Linked DNA regions of Homo sapiens: region 1 is linked to region 2. The links are chromatin contacts, found by Hi-C in ENCODE. All regions are on one chromosome and are shown on one strand. Each heading gives the region's core, a stretch centred on a gene start or an enhancer-like site at or near the end of the contact. The rest is flanking DNA. Distances are from core to core; before and after follow the strand shown.

Region 1 (5,224 bases), core at 1,161-3,660, 450 kb after region 2:
TATGTAAAACTTTTACAAGGTTCAAAAGTCAAAACTATATATATATGTATATATAAAATTATATATGTAGTTATATATAACTATATATCAAAAACTATACTCAGAATTTGATATGGTTTGGCTGTGTCCTCACCCAAATCTCATCTCGAACTGTAGTTCGCACAATCCCTGTGAGTTGTAGGAGGGACCTGATGGGAGGTAATTGAATCATGGCGGTGGTTACCCCCATGCTGCTGTTCTCGTGATAGTGAGTGAGTTCTCACGAGATTGATGGTTTTATAAGGGGCTTTTCCCCCTTCTGCTTGGCACTTCTTCCTGCCACCATGTGAAGAAGGACGTGTTTTCTTCCCCTCCCACCATGATTGTAAGTTTCCTGAGGCATCCCCAGCCATGCTGAATTATGAATCAATTAACCCGCTTTCCTTTACAAATTACTCAGTCTCGGGTATGTCTTTATTAGCAGCGTGAGAACAGACTAATACGAAAGGGTAAACTCACATCCTTATTACTTCCACTCCATTCCTGCCAATCCCCTATAGGCAACTACTTGTTTTTGGTTTATTCTTCCTGTATCTCTCTTTCTTATACAAAAAACGTAGCATAATATATCCATTATTTAGTACTTTAATTTTTTTCACTTAACATATCCTGGAAATTACTACATGTTAATTCAGAGAAATATTCCTCAACACTTGTCAGCTGTGTAGTACTCCATTGTGTGACTGCATCACAGTTTATTCAATTACTATCCTAATTGAATGAAATTGTTTCTAATATTTTGCTGTTTAAGTAATGTCTCCGTGAACAACCTTATAAATACGTTGTTTTATATTTGTAGAAGTGTACTTTCAGGATAAATTCCTGGAGTTAGTATTACTGAGTCAAAGGGTAAATTGCATATATAGTTTTGCTAGATATTTCCAAATTCCCTCCACAGGGGTGTATCATTTTGCATTCCCACCAATGATTATGAGAATCATTACAGCCTTGCCAATGGACTGCATGGTCAAACTTCTGAAATTCTGTCAATTTTATAAAGATTGGTATCTCAATGTAGTTCTAATATATATTTATAACATAATGAGTGAAGTTGAACATCTTTCTGTATTTTAAGGTCCATCTACATATTTTTGTATCTGTGTGTATGAACTGTTTGTTCACGCCTTTTGCCTAATTTTCTATCAAGTTTTGGCCTTTTCCCCTCAATATTTAAAAGTTCATTACATTCCTAATATTACAGATTAACCTGTTTCTGTGAAAATGTTGCAAATATTTCTCACAATGTGCCAATTTTCTTGCCATGCAGCAGGTTTTTTTAAAGTTGTTGAATTTATTAATACTTTATTTTATGCCGTTGGAGTATTTTATTTTTCATTAGCAAAGCATTCATTTTGGTGTCAGGCTGAGCTTGGACTGGGTTTCCATGCCTCTCTTAAAATTTTTATTTGAAAAAAAAACTACTTTTTTATTTTATTTTATTTTTTGAGACAAGGTCTTCCACTCTGGCCCAGGCTGGAGTGCAGTGGTGTGATCTTGGCTCACTGCAGCCTCGACCTCCTGGCTCAAATGATTCTCCTGCCTCAGCCTTCAGAGTAGCTGAGACTACAGGGATGCAGTGCTGCACCTGGCTAATTTTTAATTATTTTATTTTACTTTTTGTAGAGACAGGGTCTCAATATTTTGTCCAGGCGGGTCTCAAACTCCTGGACTCAAAGGATCCTCCTGCCTGTCCTTCCAAAGTGCTGGGATTGCAGGTGGGAGCCACTGTGCCCAGCTCCATGCCCCTTGATATCTTAAGTGTCTTCCTTTTTGTGAGGCACAGCTTTGAGACCTCTTTTCCTGTCTGCCAAGAAGGCAAAGGGGGCAGTGGGCCCAGTCAGTTTAATTGTTTTTTATCTGTTTCCCTCCGCTTGATCCCAGGAGCCCAGGTTGGGGACAGTCACTTAGCTCTAATGGGGTAGGGCAGATGCCACATGGAGGTGAAGATTGCACACACATCCCCTTTCCCCCCCAACTCCTGTCTTAGCTGGAGGAGCAAGCGCCCAGAGGCCCTTTGGTTTGCGTCTGGGATTTGAATCATAGACAGACTTCCCACACCCAGGGTATAAAGAAGTCCACCGATGTGTCTTCTAATACTTGTTTGTGTTCATTTTTTACGTTTGAATTTCTGATCCATTTGAGATTATCTTGCTGCATGGTGAGGGGTATGGGTCCAGTTTTCTAATAGGCAAGGTGGCCTATGAAGTGGGGGCGGGGTAGCAGGGGGAGAAGGAGCCACGATCTTGATGGTCTGGGCCACTAGGTGGCGATCTTCCAGGTTTCTCCTCCTTCAGGACGGTAGGAGAAAATGCTGTTTTGTTTTCAGAAGAAAAAGGAAATGAGTCATTAGGTTTAATTGGCCAAGAGGAAGCCCTAGTAAAAAGTTCCCCTCTGTCTACGCAACCTTGATTTCTGAAGGCAGGCCCTGTGCTTCTTTCCCTGTGTTAGAAAACATCATTTCCTCTGTGTCTCTGTTTCTCACCAGGAGGCTGATGTGGGCCAAGTGTGCGTGCACAAACACTGCCTTTGCCGTGAGCGCCTCCAGGTCCTGCGTAAGGCCATGGAGAGACTTCAAAGAGAGGTCAAGATGGCATTGCCCTGCCGTGTGCCTCTTGGGAAGCCTGGGCCTCGGAGTGACAAGACCTTGGTTCCTGTCCCAGTGCTGCTGCCACCCGGCCCTGTCATTGCAGGCATGCCACCTAGCCCTCTCTTCCTCAGTGTCCTCATCTATAAAATGGAACAATGTCTTCCCTAACCATGTGCCAAGGATTTCAATGGGATAAAATGATATATGTGTGCTGCAAAGTAAAAACACTGTGTAAATATATTTCCACCATTATTATGGTTATATTTTATATGTGGATGCATCTCTATGGAAGATCTATTCTTTTTCTTTTCTTTTTCTTTTTTTTTTTTTTTTTCCGAGACGGAGTCTCACTCTGTCGCCCAGGCTGGAGTGCAATGGCATGATCTCGGCTCACTGCAACCCCTGCCTCCTGGGTTCAAGCGATTTTCCAGCCTCAGCCTCCTCAGTAGCTGGGATTACAGGCACCCGCCACCACGCCCGGCTAATTTTTTTATTTTTAGTAGAGACGGGATTTCACCATGTTGGTTAGGCTGGTCTCAGCCTCCTGAACTCGTGATCCACCCACCTCGGCCTCCCAAAGTGCTGTGATTACAGGCGTGAGCCACCACCCCCGACCGATCTATTCTATATCTTACAAGAATTTGTATTTATAGGCTGTATTAATAGGTTGATTTGCTGTTTATAAGGTGTTTTTTTTTTTCACACATCCTCTCTTCTGTGAAAGGGACACAGCCTTAATGAGAAAATGGACTGGTTTTGAAAGAACTGCCAAAGTAGCGACCTTAGGAGAAGGTCTACAATGTGCTTTCTCTGAGGTTGTGTACAGAATTATGTGTGTGTGTAATTTTTCCCAGCTTGTATCAGATTGCTATAGGAGTTCATAGCTCAAAGGTGGTTAAGAACCACATTCTTGAAAAAGGGAGCCAGACTGGCCTCAGGACCCCCTCCCCATTTGGCTTCTGGGAGGACTGAACTGGTTCCAGTCCTTTCTTAAGTCCTACATGGGGTCTTAAGGCTACTGATCTCCCTCCTTGCTGTAGCTGGTCTGGAGAGAAAGAGAAAAGAGAAACGGGAAGGGCTTGTAGTGTCTAGAAACCAGAGGTGAAACTCTAAGTTAGTAAGGCTTCAACGGCAGCTCTGCAGGAGGTCAGAAAACAATTTAGTCTTGCAAAATTCTTTTTGTCATGCCACAGTGGTCCTCTTTCTGCTCCTCAAGTGTGCTAAGGTTGATGCTACCTTGGGGCATTTTGCAGAGGCTCTTTTATTTACCTAGAATATTGTTGCCCTGGCTTCTCCTGGACTGGCCCCTTCTTTTTATCCAGCTCCAATGTCATTTTCTCTGAAAAGTCCTCCCGATCCCACAATTCCCCCGGCCCAAATTATTTTCCAAGAGCATCTGTCACCATGGGAAATCATCTTTTTTATTTGTTTACTTTGTTGTCTGCATTGCCTGCCTTTCTCCCAACAGAATTAAAACTCCCTTTGGGTAGTAGCTACATGTCATTTCTAGAGTCTACAGCAGTATCTGCCACAAAGTAAGCACTCAGTACACTCCTATGGAATGGACACTTGTATCATGAAAGGAGCTGAGTTCTTGTTAGAAGGTGCTGCATGGCATCTGTGACTCGTCTTTCCCTTGGTGCCAACTCTATGTCACCAAATCTTCAGTGGGTTCTACTTCTGAAGAATGTCTTATACCTGTCCCTCTGTCCCCTCCTATTTCCCACATTCCCAGAGCCACTGCTCTGATACCTGGGTAGTGACAGCCCTATACCTTTCTCCCTGCTGCCCACGCTTCCTAAAAGGCGAGTGGCCCTGCCCCTGCTCTACTTCACCCCTTGCTTCCATTCACGCCCCACTTCTGGGACAGCCAATCCCTCTTGGTATTCTCCTGCCATTCTTGGACTAAATCAAAGCATCTTCCCCGCAGTACCCCGAGGTCCTGCCTTCCAGCCGGCAGACCTTGCTCTTCTCAGTAGCAGAGCCCAGCATGGAAGGGGAGGGAGTTCCTTAGGAATCTCTTAAGAAGACCTGAGGTCCACTGTGGATTCATGAGGCTCCTGAAGGCAGCAGGGGGTGTGAAGAGGGGCTGGGCAATAGCCAGAGGGAGCTTTCTGAAGATGGCTCAGGAGGAAGTGGAAAAGGGCCCCGCACAGGCAGATCTGGGGTCCCAGACAGCTCATGGGGAGCGTTGGGTAAAGGATTCTGGGGCTGCCCTAACACAAAGCGGTCAAGGCCTTGGAAGAGCTGGAGTGGAGATGCTCGCAGGCAGTGTGGTAACCCTACCCCTTCTTGCCTCTTATGCAGCCATATGCCTGTCCAAGGGTGAGCTGGTGGGCTGTGTAGGAAATTAAGAGGGGATCAAGCAAACCCAGGGAGACAGGACATCTGGCATTGCTGAGGGAACTGCCCACAGCCAATGTGGCCCTTCTCTTCCCATCAAAAGCTGTTGCCAGGTGTAGGTGGGCAGGGGCTGGCAATGGCTTGTACCTTGTATATTAGAAATTTATTGTGGTCTGTTCAGGTAACAATGTTTAGAGACCTTTCTTATGAAAGGTGCTATGTTCCCTGTGAGTCATTAAGACTATTTATTTATTT
Region 2 (5,265 bases), core at 592-3,091:
TATCAGTAACTGAGTCTCATCAGTTCTCCCTTTTCCTGTCTCTCAGGCCTATTCCATTATTTTTACTGTCATCACCCAAGAGTAGGTCTTCATTTCCTTATGTCTTGGTTCTTCTCCAAGTCACCACACTGTTTTTCTTGCCTTCAGTCTCTCTTTCAACTAATCATGGTACAGCTTCCAGATTACACACCCACAAATAGTGTGATCATTCTGACATGTTCCTGTGGGGAAAGAAAAGTTACATGTTTTACTGTGGCCAAAGGATAAGGTTCAAACTAACCCAAGGAACCTCCTACAGGTTGACCGTAACTTACCTCTGCAGGCCTATCTTCCAGTATTCCCCTGATAGTCAATGCTCAATAAGTATTTATTTAATTGAATTAATCTTCATACTTCCTAAACAAAAATCCTTTTAGCCTTGAGATAATTTAGATCTTCAATTTTTTTTTTAAGTAGTCAGGTTCAAGGGAAACAAAGAAGGCAGTTAAAAGTGAGGAAGACAGAGAACAAAGGAGAAGCAAAGAGAACTGGAGCAGGATCCATGCCTTTTATAGCTTTAATTTCTGCTCATTTTTCCTGCTAAGTTTCAGATCCTTTAACCTACCCTTAGCTTACTGTAATTTTTCTTAATAAGCCACACAATTTTGTATCTTTGCACTAAGATGGCCGAGATGATAGGAAGACACGGAAATTGCCATACAGAAATGTTTAAGATGCAAAGCAAGATAAAAGGTTGTAAACAAATGCTTGTAGATATCTTAAGTGGAAACATATATAAATATTTTAAAATTTGAAATAATTTTTATTTCAAAAGGCTAACTCAATTGCAGGATTTCTTCAGGTTTCAAAGTGGAGCACCATATTTGGGATACTATATATAGGTTTGTTGTCTGATGCCCATGGCAAGTTAATACACTGGGACACCAGGTTGCAGAAGAGAAAGAGGTTTAATCATAGGGCCACCAAACACAGATAGGAGGAAACCTCAAATTCGTCTCCAGGAGGACTTTGAGTCTCAGGTTCTTAAGGGTTTTAGAGTGGTCCCAAGTGTGGAGATCATTAATTGGCTGAAGAGTACAGGGCGAAGTCATGGGACAGCGAGATGAAGAAGCTGTATTCTCATGCTGATTCCCTTCTTCTGTGGCAGGGGTCTTCAAGCTGGCTGGCATCAGCTGTTTCGCTGGAATTTGGCGTCTGAAAAACATTTTAAGCAATTCTTAAAAAGCCTTACGACTCTTAACATCAGAAAGCCTATCTATAGGGACAACGGGATACAAATGTACTATCTAGCTCTACCCGACTTTCGGGTTACAAGGAAGTGGGTCAAAGTGTAGCCTGATTAATGCTTAATTATATTTTTGTCCAGAATTCTTATAAACCCTGTGAGGATAGTTTCAATACCTTTATTTCAAGAAGCTTTGGAAGTTTTCCATCAATGTAACCAGTTTCAGTATACTGAGTGGACATGCATGTAGTTCCCCACCCCCACCCCACCCCCGTACCGCAATAGAATAGAAGCAGTCATGGACGGGGCCCAGATTCTAAAACAAGCTCAGGGCTAAGGGTTTACATTTTAATCTCTTATGTAGGAACGTCAAGGTCACACTGCCTTGGTGAAGGTGGAAGGCAGGATTTTGACCCAGGTCTGATTCTAAGCCCTTGCTTTAAAACTCTATGCTATAAAAAGTCCTGGGCTAACCGGGAGCGAAACTGGCAGATCACACGAGGTTGAGGTTAAGCGGAAAGACAAGTCTGCTCTGCGTCTGTACTTGGGAAGAGGAAAAAAAACTGGACATCCCCCACGGCGGCTACCATTTTGTGGGAGCAGGGAAGCCGGAAGTCCCGCCCCGGAGGATCGCGGCTGGGAGGCTCCCAGCCGGCAGGGCGGGGCCGGGTACCCTGGGGCTCCGAGGCTGGAGGAGGGGGCGGGGACTGAAGGCGGGGTTGGGGAACGTGTGGCTCGGAGGCCCGAGGCTGTGGGTGGGGCCTGAGGGCGGGACGGAGACTCTGGGCTCAAGGCTCCTGGAAATGGGCGGGGCTCGAGGGCGGGAAGCGGCCCGTCTTGCTGGAAGTTCGGGGCTGGGGGCGGGGTCTGAAGGCGGGGCTGGGAGGGAGCGGGGCCTGAAGGCGGGGCGGGGGCGGGGCCTCGCGGCCGGCGAGGGGCTGAGCTGACAGGGCCGCATCGGCTTACCCCACCTTACTTTATCGGAACGTGCCTAAGCTGCTGCAGCTGGCACCCGGTTGCGCTCGGCGAAGAGGGCTGGGGGCGGGAGATGACGGTGGTCTTCTCCCTGCTTGGCACCCTGCGAGCACCAGCTCCCTTCTCCTCGCCACTCCAAGGTTGCAGACGAAGCAGGTGAGAGGGGCCCCTGGAGCGCGGACCTGCTGGGTCCTGGTTCTCCCTTGCGGGCACGGGGTACCCCTGCCTCTGCCCCTCAGGCCTGGGCACGTGGGCAGCCGCCGACCCTCTGCGCCCTGGCCCCGCGGCCCGTTGTCTGGACCTGCTGTCTCTGCCCCGCAGCGCCTGCCTGTGGAACGTGTGAGATCACCCGGGAAGGCTCGCGCGGGGGAGGGGGTGTCTCGTCCCCTCCGGAGACAGAACTGCCATCCCTAGTTTGGGAAGCTCCTCACTGCACGGGCGTCCACCCTGTCTTTCTTAGACTCTTCCCTTTATCCCGAGGGTACCCTCAGTATCTGGCCCTTCCGAAGGCTTCTGCCCAGGCACCTGGAGCACTGCGCCAAATTTTCTCCCTTACCCGTTTTTGGGGTATGTTAGTTACCATGACGTTGTGACTCCCGTGCCCTGGGAAGACTAGCGACCACCTTTTTCTTACGCCAGGCAAAGACCCCTGGCTGCCTTTCCACTTCCACAGCTGCCTTCCCAGGGGTTGGCTGGCAGCTGCTCTCCGAGCAGCCTATTCGGTTAGGAACTCTCTGCGCCCCTTATCTTGGAGGGCCACAGTCTGTCCCTGCAGACGAGGCAAGGAGGCAGTGCTCAGCGCTCCCTACCCTGGGTCTCTAGGGAGGACATTTGGCGCCCTGCAAGTAGGTAGGAGTGGGTGAATGGTGCGACTATTAATGTTGAAGAGTGCTCTAATAGTACCACACTGTATTACACTTATCCCACGGGATAAAGGATGTTGGATGTTTGAGAAATAGCCTGAGAGTTTAAAGCTTTCTCTATGAAGTTAGTCAACCCTCGCCTTCCCCCCGCATTTTCACTTAATAGCAGTTATTTACAGTATCAGTGGTTCGTTTATGTGATCTAAGCCAAATGTGATGTGGCTAGAAGCGGTTTGTAAGTACAGTAGCATTTCTTCAGTTCGTGCCTCAGCGAGTGGTCTTTTACTGTGAACGTGTTTGTTCTGTAACAAGCTTTGTTTTTATAGATAAAAAGGCTGGATGTAATTTTTTTTTTAAAACTTCCCTTGCTGTGGTTCCTGTTCATTTTAAAATATGCTTTAGAAAGCATATTATCTTCCCGTTTAAAAAAGATTAGGATGAAATGAAACTTTTAAAGTCATTTTGATTATTTTGACTTTACCTCAGCAGGTATTTCTTTTATAATACTGAGAAACGTTAAAAGAAACCTCATGGGGAGGGGCAGATTGCTTTTTTTTTTTTTTTTTCTTGAGACGGAGTCTTGCTCTGTTGCTCAGGCTGGAGGGCAATGGCAGGATCTCGGCTCACTGCAACCTCTGCCTCCCGGGTGCAAGAGATTCTCCTGCCTCAGCTTCCCGAGTAGCTGGGATTACAGGCATCTGCCACCAAGCCCGGCTAATTTTTGTCTTTTTAGTAGAGACAGGGTTTCACCATGCTGGCCAGGCTGGTCTCCAACTCCCGACCTCAGGTGATCCGCCCGCCTCGACCTCCCAGAGTGCTGGGATTACAGGCGTGAGCCACTGCGCCCGGCCCTTTTTTTTGTTTTGTTTTTTTGTTTTTTAATTTTTCAACGAATTGAAAGTTAATCTTGGACATTGCTACAACTATTTGACCATCACCCTGAGAAAAATGAAGAGCTCTGCCTTCACTGTTAACCATTTACTATCAAACCAAATTAAATTCAACTTATCTTAATTGTTTGGTATAAAACAAAAACTGATAAATTTATGACGCATCCCATCCCTCTTTTTTTAGTTGGTGGATCTTTTACCAGTTATGTTTGAAGAACTAACATGTTTACTTTTTTATCATTATTAGTAGTAAGACAACAGTTCCTAATAGCAATTGCTGCCGTTTTTTGAAGGCCTACTCTGTGATAAGCTGTATATAAAATATTCTATCCACACAATATCCCTCTAAGGAGGTCTTTGTTTGAGACAGGGTCTTACTCAGGCTGGAGTGCAGTGGTGTGATCATGGCTCACTGCAGAGACCTCCTAGGCTCAGGTGATCCTCCCACCTCAGCCTCCCAGGTAGCTGGGACAACAGGCACGCATGACTAAGCTCAGCTAATTTTTTGTAGAGACTAAGGTTTTGCCATGTTGGCCAGGCTGGTCTGAAACTCCTGGGCTCACACAGTCCACCTGCCTGGGCCTCTCAAAATGCTGGGATTACAGGCGTGAGCTGCTATGACTGATCCCTATAGGGAGGTTTTTACTCTCATTTTACAGTTGAGGAAACAAAGGTTCAGAAAGACTAAGTAACTTATGAGTTGATAAACCATAAAGCTCAGAATCTGTTTGACTCTCCACTGAACTTCTGCTAGTTTAAACTGTTGGTTAAAAAATATTATTGGAATGCCTTGACATGCTCGTGTTGTACAAGTAAGGGCTTATAAGCAGAATGAGTTATTAATACTCTAGGCACTTTTGAAAGTGAACAGAAGACTGGATTAATTTATCACTTTCCTGTTTAGCACTGCCTTTCCAAGTACACACCGTCTTAAGGGCTCCAAATGTTTAACGCCTTTGTTTAATTGTTTACCAGCTCCTTACTTCAAGTATGTGTATCTGTACCAACCGGTAGCTTTCCCAAGATATAATTTGATGCTTATTTGGTAAACTTCAAGTATGTGAGTAGTGTAGGTTTCATGTACTATATTGACCACTGCTATCTAATCCTAGTAGGAAAATACTTGTCCTAATCCAGATTAAATATAAGGTTTTCAAATGGTTCGGTTTATACAAGGGTAGCACAGAGAAAATTCCCTTGTACCCACGCCAGCTATCAGTTGTTGGTGATCTCTGGGCTGCCATCTAAGTCTTTTTAATGTGATATAGATGTTTGAGGACTTAACCTGAGCATTGTAAATTTCTGGAAGCAT

What was found. A loop is a pair of places that touch in the nucleus more often than their neighbours do. Pooled maps may share reads with other maps.
Region 1: a pooled map shows a loop between it and region 2 (9-fold over the local background). The contact joins the enhancer-like site here to the promoter of GPR155-DT in region 2. A Hi-C loop is called at or near these places in 2 of 37 single-sample maps with no recorded cell type and 8 of 50 pooled maps.

The regions. Positions count from the first base shown.
Region 1 is chr2:174,037,162-174,042,385 of GRCh38, reverse strand. No RefSeq gene overlaps it. Among named protein-coding and RNA genes, the nearest start is that of LINC01960, 14 kb to the right of the region's middle. RefSeq lists enhancers at 2,171-2,465, 4,221-4,721, 4,722-5,222 and a silencer at 2,169-2,569. Within about 2 kb of position 2,410, at least 29 of the 41 ENCODE cell types and tissues checked have a DNase peak (open chromatin) inside an H3K27ac peak, as active enhancers do.
Region 2 is chr2:174,483,964-174,489,228 of GRCh38, reverse strand. It overlaps GPR155-DT (GPR155 divergent transcript), which reads right to left and starts at 1,841. Exons shown (of 3, transcript NR_183819.1): 1 at 1,813-1,841; 2 at 315-1,194; 3 at 1-221. It overlaps GPR155 (G protein-coupled receptor 155), which reads left to right and starts at 2,200. Exons shown (of 16, transcript NM_152529.7): 1 at 2,200-2,356. RefSeq lists silencers at 2,060-2,239, 2,503-2,685 and an enhancer at 2,580-2,649.